Linked DNA regions of Homo sapiens: region 2 is linked to region 1. A link is a contact called in ENCODE Hi-C or POLR2A ChIA-PET data. All regions are on one chromosome and are shown on one strand. The core of a region is the stretch at or near the end of the contact, and the rest is flanking DNA. Distances in the headings are between cores, read along the strand shown. Region 1 holds the start of SERPINB2 (serpin family B member 2). Region 2 has its middle 56 kb from the start of SERPINB2.

The links. Hi-C counts contacts between places; a loop is a spot of excess contacts on that map. ChIA-PET counts read pairs that join two places held with the same protein, here RNA polymerase II (POLR2A). Pooled maps may share reads with other maps.
Region 2: a loop to region 1 is called in a pooled map, with 5 times the contacts of the local background. The contact joins the enhancer-like site here to the promoter of SERPINB2 in region 1. A Hi-C loop is called at or near these places in 1 of 168 maps with a recorded cell type or tissue (posterior vena cava) and 5 of 50 pooled maps. POLR2A ChIA-PET finds 5 or more read pairs at or near these places in 2 of 52 experiments (A673 and AG04450).

Annotation. Positions count from the first base shown.
Region 1 is chr18:63,886,014-63,891,303 of GRCh38, reverse strand. SERPINB2 (serpin family B member 2) reads right to left here and starts at 3,599. Exons shown (of 8, transcript NM_002575.3): 1 at 3,534-3,599. All of the region lies in intron 2 of LOC124904356 (a long non-coding RNA gene), which reads left to right.
Region 2 is chr18:63,828,743-63,834,577 of GRCh38, reverse strand. No RefSeq gene overlaps it. Among named protein-coding and RNA genes, the nearest start is that of SERPINB2, 56 kb to the left of the region's middle. Within about 2 kb of position 3,322, at least 3 of the 41 ENCODE cell types and tissues checked have a DNase peak (open chromatin) inside an H3K27ac peak, as active enhancers do.

The DNA of each region.
Region 1 (5,290 bases), core at 2,350-4,849:
CATGAGGCAGGTCAGGGACAGCTTCATGGACATACCACCTGTGCAGCCGTAAAAAGCCCCTTGTTTAGCCAAATGCCCTCCTATCGCCATCTTGAAATTCTTGATAATTTTAAACAAAAGGCCCACATTTTCATTGTGCACCAGACGCTGTAAATTACATAGCCAGTCCTGAGATACATGAAGTGTTTTGTATGATGAGCAGCGACACTTTGTGGCATTCCATAGAATAACAATGACAATATATAGGGACAGGAGTAGGAATTGAAGCCAGATAGGCAGACCCTAGGATCATGCTCTCAACTTCTATGCTGCCCCCACAAGCACAACGCACACATCCACACCACACACACTGCCACACAGGAAGATATACACATATTGAAATATATGCCACCTGCATACATACCTTGTTGCATCTGGTAAGACGGTCAATCTTCTTTCTGCTTTCCTGCTTCTAAAGTGACTTTGACTCATTGTTTGAAGGTTTGGAGTTTCACCCAGCCCCTATCCCAGAACCCCTTCCCTATATGCACCACACATACCACAGCCTTACTAAAAAAGACTTCCTATACTGGGGTGTTCATTACTGGGAGGACTAGAAGACCCCCTTCTTCTGCCACCCCACCAGGTAGAAAGTCAATGCCAGGCAAGATTGCAGGGATAATCCTTAATCCCAGGCCTATGAAACTCATGTATACACCAAGGTATGAACCATCTGAGACCTTCCCTGACCTCAGGCTCTGCAGGCAACTGAATGCATGCTCACACCCAAGGTGTGTGTGTTTTTTGGTCCTGACCAATGATCGTCTTTCCAGCTGTATGTTTTGCTTTCATCATAGCTTGCAACATACCCGATAATTATCAAAATATGTAAATATACCAAACAATGCTGATACTGATCATCCCTCAGGAAACCTTCTTATGACAGTGCCTTCCCCGAACTGGGGAGGGGCTGGAAGTACCCAGGAGGAAGCATGTCCTCTGGCTCTGGTCTTGGCTGTGTACACCTGTGGTCTCACACAGCATTGCTCTCCAACAAGGACCATTGGTCGCTTCTTTCTTGCGTGAACCCTTGATTCATGAACTCTTTTTTTTTAAGAAAGTGATTGGAATTTATTTGTATTAAAATGTCTCATTTGGAATACAACCAGACTATTTTATCAAGACAAAAATAGTAAATTAAATAAAACGTATCCCTAAAACTCTCTCACCTCCTCTCCTCGTTTAATCTTTGCAGAATCTGTATGAGGTAGAGGTGATTCTCCCTATTTTATAGATTATATCCTGATGCTCAGAAACATTAAGTAACTTGTATAAGGTCACACAGCTGGTAGGTAGTGGAGCAGGGATTCAAGCCCAGGTCTGTCTAAGGAAGCCCACTCTTTCCAATGTTCCACATCGCTTCACTCGGTGGTGCATAGCTTCACTATGAAGTGTAAGAGCTTAAGCAAGTTGTAGTGCAAGAAATGCTAGAAAGAGGAAGTCAAAAGAAAAAAGTAGTAAACCTGTAATTCTACTAGAAGGCTTATTAGGAAGTAAAAACAAAAAGTCACTTTTTTTTTCTCTTGCTTCATCATAGATACTAGATTACATTGGATGGCTCAAAAATTTGTTCCTCTTCCTCTTAAAATTGTCTTCATAATTAAATAGATTTATTGTACAGATTTTTAAAATTAATTATCTCAATATCTTTTGGAAACAAACTGAGTATTAATAACACAAATAAAATATTTCTCGATCCCCATGTGAGAAATGTAAATAAGAGATCAGAGCCACAAACATAAATTTAGACTTCTCCCATACCTAAATACGTGATTCTTTGTAACAATTCATACCGGATTCTTTGTAACAATCCACATAGTAACTTTGATAGTAAAAATATTTAACTCTAAAGACAAACTAACAGAAAGTTCTGTTAATACTAAGTTAGAATTTAAGGTAACTTGATAAAGAAAAAAATTAATAAGAACAGAAGCAAATTTTCCTGGATGCATTTACTTCTTTCAAAAAAGATAGTTTCAATTATATTTTTAAATAAGGTGTAATTAATTACATTTAATGTAAAAATAATATTTGATGTCTGTATGGCAGTCACCAAATTCCTTCAGCTCCCTTTTCAATTTGCATAATTACCTGTCCAGTAAGGCTTAGTAATTTCTGTAATATGAATGAAAATATGAAAATAGAGATTGCACAGCTGGTCCATTTCAGAAGCCTAGACTGGATCACAGACTTCTGATTCCAAGTCTAATGCTTTCCTACAAACTTTTCAAATAAGGTCTGAGAGTTTCATAATTTTAGAAATCTATGAAGGCACCCATATGCAGTGTTTCCTGACTCTCAGATAAGGCCATACTTTATGTTTGAATGAAAATCTTTCAAAACAAGGCAAAATTGAAGTCATGGGGTATTGTGAAATACCACAGCCTCCTGGAACAGGTATACCTGTTGTGAATTTTTTAACATTATAGTAATTTATATGATCTCATTAACTTCCAAATAGTATGCTCTTAATTAAGGTTTAATAGTATTACTGGGATGAATTAATGGGAGTAATATGCAGGGTTGGGCTTCCTGGTGGTGTGTGTGTTGGTTCCTGCAACACAAGTTGACAAATGCACCACTGAAACTTGGCACAGGGAAGGAAGAATTTGGGAGGAGTCACCAGGCACACGGCCATTGTCTCTCACCCTGTTGGCCCTGGATGTTAGATTGGAGTTTGCTGTAGCATTTAAAACAAATTTTGTTTACAATTAGACAGTGGAAATATTTTGAAATTGACCACAAAAATTAATGAGAACTAAGAGAAAACAACAGTTTCAAGGGAATATCTCATCAAATACTGCTACATCTCCCCCAACAGAATTAAAAGCAATTTCTCCTAGTTGATGGCTTTCATAATGAATAAGTATCTTTTTATGGGATATTAAGTTATTTACTGAACCATACTTCAGTCAACCCTGCAACTACTTTGGCTGATTATTCTCTTTCACTAAATTGACCCATTATTGAACTAAACTCAATAAACATATTGTTGTACTAGATTGACCCAGCCCAAATTGCTACTTAATTTTTGCAGTTCCTGCTTTTTCATTTAAGGTGCAAATGAAGTCTTCTTTTCCTATTATTTATATACAATGTAGAGATTACATTCAATTGCTTAAATGAAAATATTTTAATGTATCTAGTTGTTTCCATCAAATTTAGTGTCAAAACAGTAGCTAGTAGAGAACATATATAATCTAATCTGTTCAATAAAATTGGCATCACAATCTGAATGTACATTTTGTTTTGGTTAATGCTACAAAGGTATTTGTTGGCTTCTGAGATTCAAAATTAAACCTTATAAATTTAATTCAAATCTTGAAATAAAATATTTTCAATTCAACAACTAAACAAGAAAACACCACTTAAATTTTACTCGCCCTCTACAAACACCCCACATCCAAATTTTCAATCTATTAATACCAGCATGAGGGAAGAGAAAACATGAAACCCTATTTCCCATAGACATGGCATGGAAATCATTGAAATACCTGGTTGTTCTCTGGTTATTCTCTGAGTTGCTGTCTGACGGGCAATGCTCCTCTGAGAGTTGTTACAGTTCAGACATGGTAATGACTGGTTTTATACAGCTTTGCCCCTCCCACATGGCATTTTTTTTTCTCCCTCTGTCTTTTGATCTGTGTCCTTTGAGTGATTCAACATTTTACTCAGGAAGACATCATTAGAATAGAAATACTTGTTTGTAAAGGCATGGTTTAAGAAATTTTGGGGGAGGATGAGGTCACTCTGAAACTTAAGAATTTGTCAATATCTACACATGCCTGTGAAAGTTAGCTAAAATCTGTCAGCCCCAGTTTCAAGATTTCCCCCACTATACTTGTGCTCAAGGATAGTATCAAATTCTACAATACTTCTTCTAGCTTTGGACAACCATGGCCTGTGGGCTTCTTCCAATATATAAATATAATGAGATTTACTCTCTCTTTTGAGCCTAGGGAGACCCAAGCGATGCTTAGGGCATGGGAGGGAAGAAAAAATCCATTTTCTGTCTTAGAAATTCTCTATTTTAATCTGTCTTACATTGTCTCAAGCTGTAATTTTCGAAATAACTCGGATTCTACCCTAATATCCTGACACAAGAAGAATTTTTCATCTTCTCTTGATTATAAAATAGATCTTATGGCCGGGTGTGGTGGCTCATGCATGTAATCCCAGCACTTTGGGAGGCCGAGGCGGGAGGATCACTTGAGGTCAGGAGTTTGAGACCAGCCTGGCCAGCATGGTGAAACCCTGTCACTACTAAAAATACAAAAATTAGCTGCACGTGGTGGCACACATCTCCAGTTCCAGCTACTTGAGAGGCTGAGGCAGAAGAATCACTTGAACCTGGGAGGTGGAGGTTGCATTGAGCTGAGACTGTGCCACTGCACTCCAGCCTGGGTGACAGAGTGAGACTCCATCTCAAAAACAAAAAATAAAATAAAAAGAAAACAGATCTTATCCTTTATTAGGAGCCATTGCCCTTTTACACGTGTTAAGTGCCCCTTTGTCCTTAGTGCTCTTCTCCCGTGAGTGCTGAGGAGTCTGGTGGTGAGCTAAGTCCCTTCTTTCTTTTCAGCCTCTGTCCAAGAAGACCCCTCTGGTAATGTCTATGTGACCAACCATCTGTTTAACTGTTTTTTGTTTTTGTTTTTGTTTTTTTGAGATCGAGTTTCACTCTTGTTGCCCAGGCTGGGGTGCAATGGCGTGATCTCTGCTCACTGCAACTCCCGCCTCTTGGGTTCAAGTGATCCTCCTGCCTCAGCCTCCTGAATAGCTGGGATTACAGGTGCCCACCACTACGACTGGCTAATTTTTGGTATTTTTAGTAGAGACGGGGTTTCACCATGTTGGCCAGGCTGGTCTCAAACTCCTGACCTCAGGCAATCCGCCCACCTCGGCCTCCCAAAGTGCTGGGATTACAGGTGTGAGCCACCGGGCCTGGCCTGTTTAACTGTTTTTTAACCACACATTGACAGCTCAACAAGTTGGGACAGATATCAATGTACCTAGAACTTCCACCACCCTTTCCTTCACTCACTTTTCAGGTGCTACTCTTTCTCACCGTATTATTTTCATTCCAGTTATTCTCAAGAGGAATGTCATGCTTCTTTCTCCCCACTGACTCACCTGTGAGGTTTGATTCACACCCCATAACTTCCATGGAGTCCATTCTGACTCTTACAACCCTCAGTGAACTTCTACGTAGAACTGCAACTTTCAGAGTTCAGGATGTGGTATAGGAATC
Region 2 (5,835 bases), core at 2,073-4,572, 56 kb after region 1:
GTAAAAAAAAAAAAAAAAAAACTTCTTTAAAGTTCTGATAGGAGCAAAGAGATTGAACTAGTTGTGCATTGAACTGTGACCACCTCCTGCCCCCACAACTCACTTAAAAGGAGAGATATAATTCGAATTTTTAAAATCTGGGGCAAATACTCAAAACTATTTCTCTGAATCAATCCCATCAGATAAAATCAGAAATGCAGAATGAAGCAAGATGATATCCCAAGGGTAAGTAAGTAATTGTCATTAGATAATTAAGCCTGAAAACAATATGACACAGGAATAAAATTCTTCCCATAGAGATAGAAAGCAAAGAGGAAAAAGAGGAGAGACACAGGAAAAGAAGGGATGACCCGAAGAAGATTCTCTGGACTCCTTGCACAGTGCTCCTAGACAGGTGCACATTTTGGCAGCGTATAATTATAAAGTTAACAACTTAGCCAGCATTTTCTTTTATGAGAAAGAAACTTTTGATTCTCCTAACAACCTTGTGAAGGAGGCAATGTTGAATGTCTGTTTTGCGGAGGAGGAAAATCACCTCTGGGAGGTCACTGCCTTCCTCAAGTTTGTCAATTACTAAATGCACCGATTCAGGATTTCAACTTGGATCTGCAGACACTAAATCCAGCGCTTTTCCCATCATGTTTTCAGTGGGATCCCCTGAGAGGAACCACGAGTACCTGGAGGCAAAGGGTAAACAGAGCTGGATGATAAGAAGGTAGGAATTGAGAAGAGGAGAGGAGCAAAAGCAAAAAAAGAATGAGCATAAAATAAAAACACATTTTGCCCCCTAAGTGATTTCAAGTATGGAACTTCTTTGTAAACTTGACAATGTTTCACAAATGTATTTGTAAATCGTGTCCAGTCTTATACAAGGAAAACAAGGGCAACCACTCCCCTGCCTTTTTTTTCTGTTTCATCTTCTGCTATAGGAGCCCTGGCTCTGGGCCTCAAAATGAAGATGGGGGAATTGGTGAATAGAACAGGGCAGGATTGTGGTTAAGAGTGGAGGTCTTTTATCCAAACTTCTGAGTTTGAAAATTCAGTCTGACCCTTTCTACTTGTGTGTTACATTATAAACCTAAGTCTCCGTTTCCTAGCTTTGAAATGAAAAAAAGTTAGTGCCTCTCAGGATTTGGGTGAGAATTAAATCGGGTCATTTGTGTGACCTTTGCAGAGTGCCTGGTAGACACCATACACCCGGTGAGGGCTAGCTTAGGTAAACAAGCTTTTGTGAACCAACTTGGTAATCTAATCACACAATAGTATTGTTTTATTGGAAAAGCCATTCTAAATTTTGACAACCTATAAATGAGGTTCTGAGTAAGTTGTAAACTGCCTAAGAAATTGTGTTGATCTTAATTTTTAAATAAATGCAATTATTAGTATGCTATAATTTTAACCCTTGGAAACTGAACCAAGGAAAAATGGGAGGGATACCTACATGAGACAGTGGAAAGAAAAACACTGCTGAGAAGCACAGTTTAGACCGAGAGTGGTCGCTCATGCCTGTAATCCAAGCACTTTGGGAGGCTGAGGCCAGAGGATCACTTGAGCCCAGGGGTTTGAGACCTGTCTGGGTAACATGGCAAATCCCCGTCTCTACGAAAAAATACAAAAATATCCAGGTATGGTGGCATGCCTGTGGTGCCAGCCACTTGGGAAAGAGATTGCCCTATTTCTCGTCCACTCTTCACATACTGTCTTTTCTGGCTTTTCTTCATTCCGTTTGTCCTTAGTGGAAGGAGGTTCATGTTTGCAGTGACTCATTTAGACTCTTTTGGGGATGGAATTTATTGGGAGATAGGCATTTAGACATTAACCAATGCAGCATCAAGCAAAAAAAAAAAAAACTATTTGCATGGAATTTACATTAACCATATACCAGTGAGTAACCACCTGCAACTCATACTCATTTCAGAAACCAGGGATGACTGTTTTCATTTAGAGTGGTGAATCAATGTTAGGCATTCTAACAGGAAAAAATTAGTTGGTCATAAAGATCTATACTCATCTCCCTGCCCTAATCTTCCCCCTTTAGGATCATTGTATCAAACTGTACTCACACTTGAGGATTTACCTACTTTTCAGAGATCTTAACATTGCTCTAAAGTGTTCCATTTTCATGACTCAACCCAAGGATATTTAAGTACACCCAGAGTGTTGAGAATATAATTATGTAGGTAGTATGAGTTTGTGGCAAAATTGTGCTCAGATTCCAATTCTGCCACCAACAAATTTAGTGTTCCTATAATAACCATGGGAAAGAAGCCTTCAATAGTAATAATCTAACATTAATAATCATTAATTACCAATAATAACTCAAATATCACTTTGTAAAAGAGGTTTTCCCTGATCGTCCTGTGTAAAATAGATGCTTTCCAACCCTGTCACTATCCCATGTCCATCTTTTATTTTCATAGCATCTAGCGATGATATTATTTCTACATTTGTTTATTTGCTCATATATAAATGTGTTTATTTACATATAAGAGCTGAGATTTTGATTTTTCAGCCATGGTCTTAGTGACTCTGGGCAGATGTTTTAACACCAAGTCTAGAGTGGGCTGAGAAGCCAGAAACAGGCCTCTAAGATGTCACAGACACTAACTTGCTATGAAAACTTGAGCAAATCATAGAGTTGCCAGGTCTGCAGGTTTCTTTCTCTGCCAAATGAGCTAGCAGTGCCGGCCCAGCCTGCCTCGCAGGATCAGCGAGGATCTTGCCACCAAAGATGGAGACAGGGTGGAGGGGAGAATGAGATGTTCCCAGCAGGAGAGAAACAGGTGTGAGCAATGCAGAACCCAGGAGAAGCACAAAAAGCGGAATAAATGAAAGGAAGGCAGGGATTTAAAGAAAGCTGCTGAGGAATGGTGAGGTTGGTCTAGATCACCACTTCCCAATGCAAGAACACACAATGTGGCACAGCTGGGGCTACATGAGACTCAGGAAAGTGTCAGAGAAGCAAGAAAGGAGCAAAGATGAGCATTGCATCTGCATGTTGCAGCCTTGAGTGTTGATGGAAATAGATTCAGTTGGTTGGCAACAGGTCCGAAGGAGATGCCAATACGTAACATGTCAAAAATGCATGTAGAACAACAACAAAAACCTGTGAGGACCAAAAGAGAAAAGCACATGACTATGTTTTGAACACCTAAACTTTAAAAAGTACAAGCAACAAATTCTAATATGTGGGCATTTACTTTATTTGGGGGTTCTGCTTATTTTTGTAAATGGACAGGACACCACAGGAAGTAGGAGTGTATGCGGTTACTTTAACCTCAAGCTTTCTGCATGTGTCATTCTCAAGCACAGAGCCTTTCTCTTGTAACTACAGCTGCGGAGGCTCAGTGGTTTATCTGTTCCAAGTGGATGTCTTTGCTGGGTAGGACAATGACCACACTCAGGTGATCCTCCACGTTGGGCATCTCAAGCACTTGTAAAGGAGGGTCCTTAATGGAGCCTCCTTTTAAAGCTAAATGGAGCATGTATCATCTCCACAGGTCTGCTCTGAGACTACAAAAGTAAAAACAGTGAAATAATAAAGCCAATCTCTTTCTTTTGCTATTTAGGACATAGAAAATTTATGTTTATTTTCATCCTCCAAAATTGCCTACAGTTGGTGGCAAAAGAAAACCATCCATCCGTCTTTAGAAATACCTACGATTGAACGTTATTTTGATGACATAAAGAGGGGAGGAACCTAAACAAAGCTGCTACTAAAGTCCAAAGTATTCAAGTTCCCCAATATATTAATTTCATTCAGGTGTACTTTTTTGACTTCCAGATGCAGTTAATTCACTTCAAAGGGCTGGGAAATACCCACACCATAAGATCTTACCAGGATAACCATTTTTAAAGGACAAATAGGTCCTTTCAAGAGCATAATTTAGAAGTCTCTCCAGCTCGAGTAAAATCTGACTAATCTTAACTAGTCAGCAGCATTGAGCTGATTCTGATAATTTCTGGAGTTACAAAATAGCTAAGAATGTGACAAAGCACTAGGTGAGCTCTCATAATTGGACTACTTTAAGGAAATTTTGTTATGACCATAATGATACTTTATGTTTTTATCTTTGAAATGCTAGTTAACAGGTATATACACCTGCATTGTGTATATAAGCCAAATGGATGAGATTTTTCTGTGAAATAAAATATTCTGTTTTGTTAGCTGCTTTCTCTAGCAAATCTATTTGCTGTGGGGTATGCTTACCCCTTTGAGCATCTCTTTATGAATCCTGCTAAAATAGCCCATTTTCTACATACTGTGATTCCCCAACCGGGCTGATCCTTGGAAGGACCTAAGGGGCTCTTTGAAAATATGTATACTCAAGTTCATCATGCAAATCAGAGTCCCCAGGAAGGTGGCCCTAGAATCTGTATTTTCAAAAATCACAGCCATAACATCTATATAATTTATTGTTCATTTTATAACCTCAAAATGTGAATGTGATGGTAATATTCTTTGTAAGGGCATTACTACATACTTCCAGATATGACTAATGTGTTTGGCTAGAGGTTTATGTTTCTCCTTAATTTACTACTTATTTTATATGAAAAGTATTTATTCAGAAATAGAAAGTCTATTCTTACAGTTGACAAGAACAAATTTTAAATTTACTTGTAATTTCAAGCATTCCTTGGTGGGCTGGAATAAATGCATTTGATAGCACAGTGGCTTAGTTATTATATACAGATCAATTCTTTCTTGTTAAATAACATGTCTTATTTTGGTTGTGGCCTGATATTTGGGACATTTTTGACACTTAGAAAAGTTGGGAAGGCTGAGGGTGCTAAGTAGAAGGGCAGTAAGCCTAGAACCTTCCACCTTGACTGTGCATTTTGTTCACCAGTTCAGCTTGGCTTTGTAGGGAGATCAAACTCATTTTAGAAGTGACCTGCCTGGTGCAGCAAACCACCATGGCACATGTATACCTAGGTAGCAAACCTGCACATTCTGCACATGTATCCCAGAACTTAAAGTATAATTTTAAAAGAAGTGATTTGCCTGTTAGTTCCTCAGTTGTCTCTTGCTGTTATTTTCTATTGCCTGACCTTATTTCCAGTTAGCAAGAGGTAAGTGGCTTGATAATAGTTTAAGTGGTCTTAACCAAGACTTATTTTAAATACTTTCAAAGTCTATATTTCATAGCATTTTTCAATTGTACAACTGCATTGCTAAAATAGAATTTCTATTTTTATACAGGGTAAAAAACAGTGGAAAATTTTAAAGAAAGGTTCAACAAAAAAATAAATATTTTATAAATCAAAATCTGCTTTTTATTGCAAATGTAGCTAGGATAGCCACTTGGAAATTAATTTGCTTCCCTAAGGCCAGAAATAATTTAGCAGTTCTTAAGGACAAAAATTTTGAGGATTACTTTTAAGAGATAAACAAATTAAGCCATGAGACTACATGAGACCACCTCATCCAACGTGAAAGCCATTGCTTTTGTTTGGTCTTTCTGAAGTGCATTTTTCTGGTTCTCTCTGAAGGAGATGGCATTAACCAACACCAGCTGATTGGGAGATATGAGGCTGTGGGGTGATAAGAGATCCTAGATTTCACCCGTGGGAAGTGAAACAAAGCAAGACCATACTTAATCAACAATTGAATATGAATTATTTTCACTGGTTTTGTTTTGACTTTAGATCTATTTTTAACTGGCATATATAATTAACACCAGATATCTTCATATGAACCAAAAACAAGACTTTTGAGCAAATATGTAAAGCATTCCCAATTATATAATGGACAAGGAATGTGGAAGATGCAGAAGAAAAGAAAGTGAGTGTATAGCCTATTTATCTATTTTATAGAAACATGCAAAATTGTGG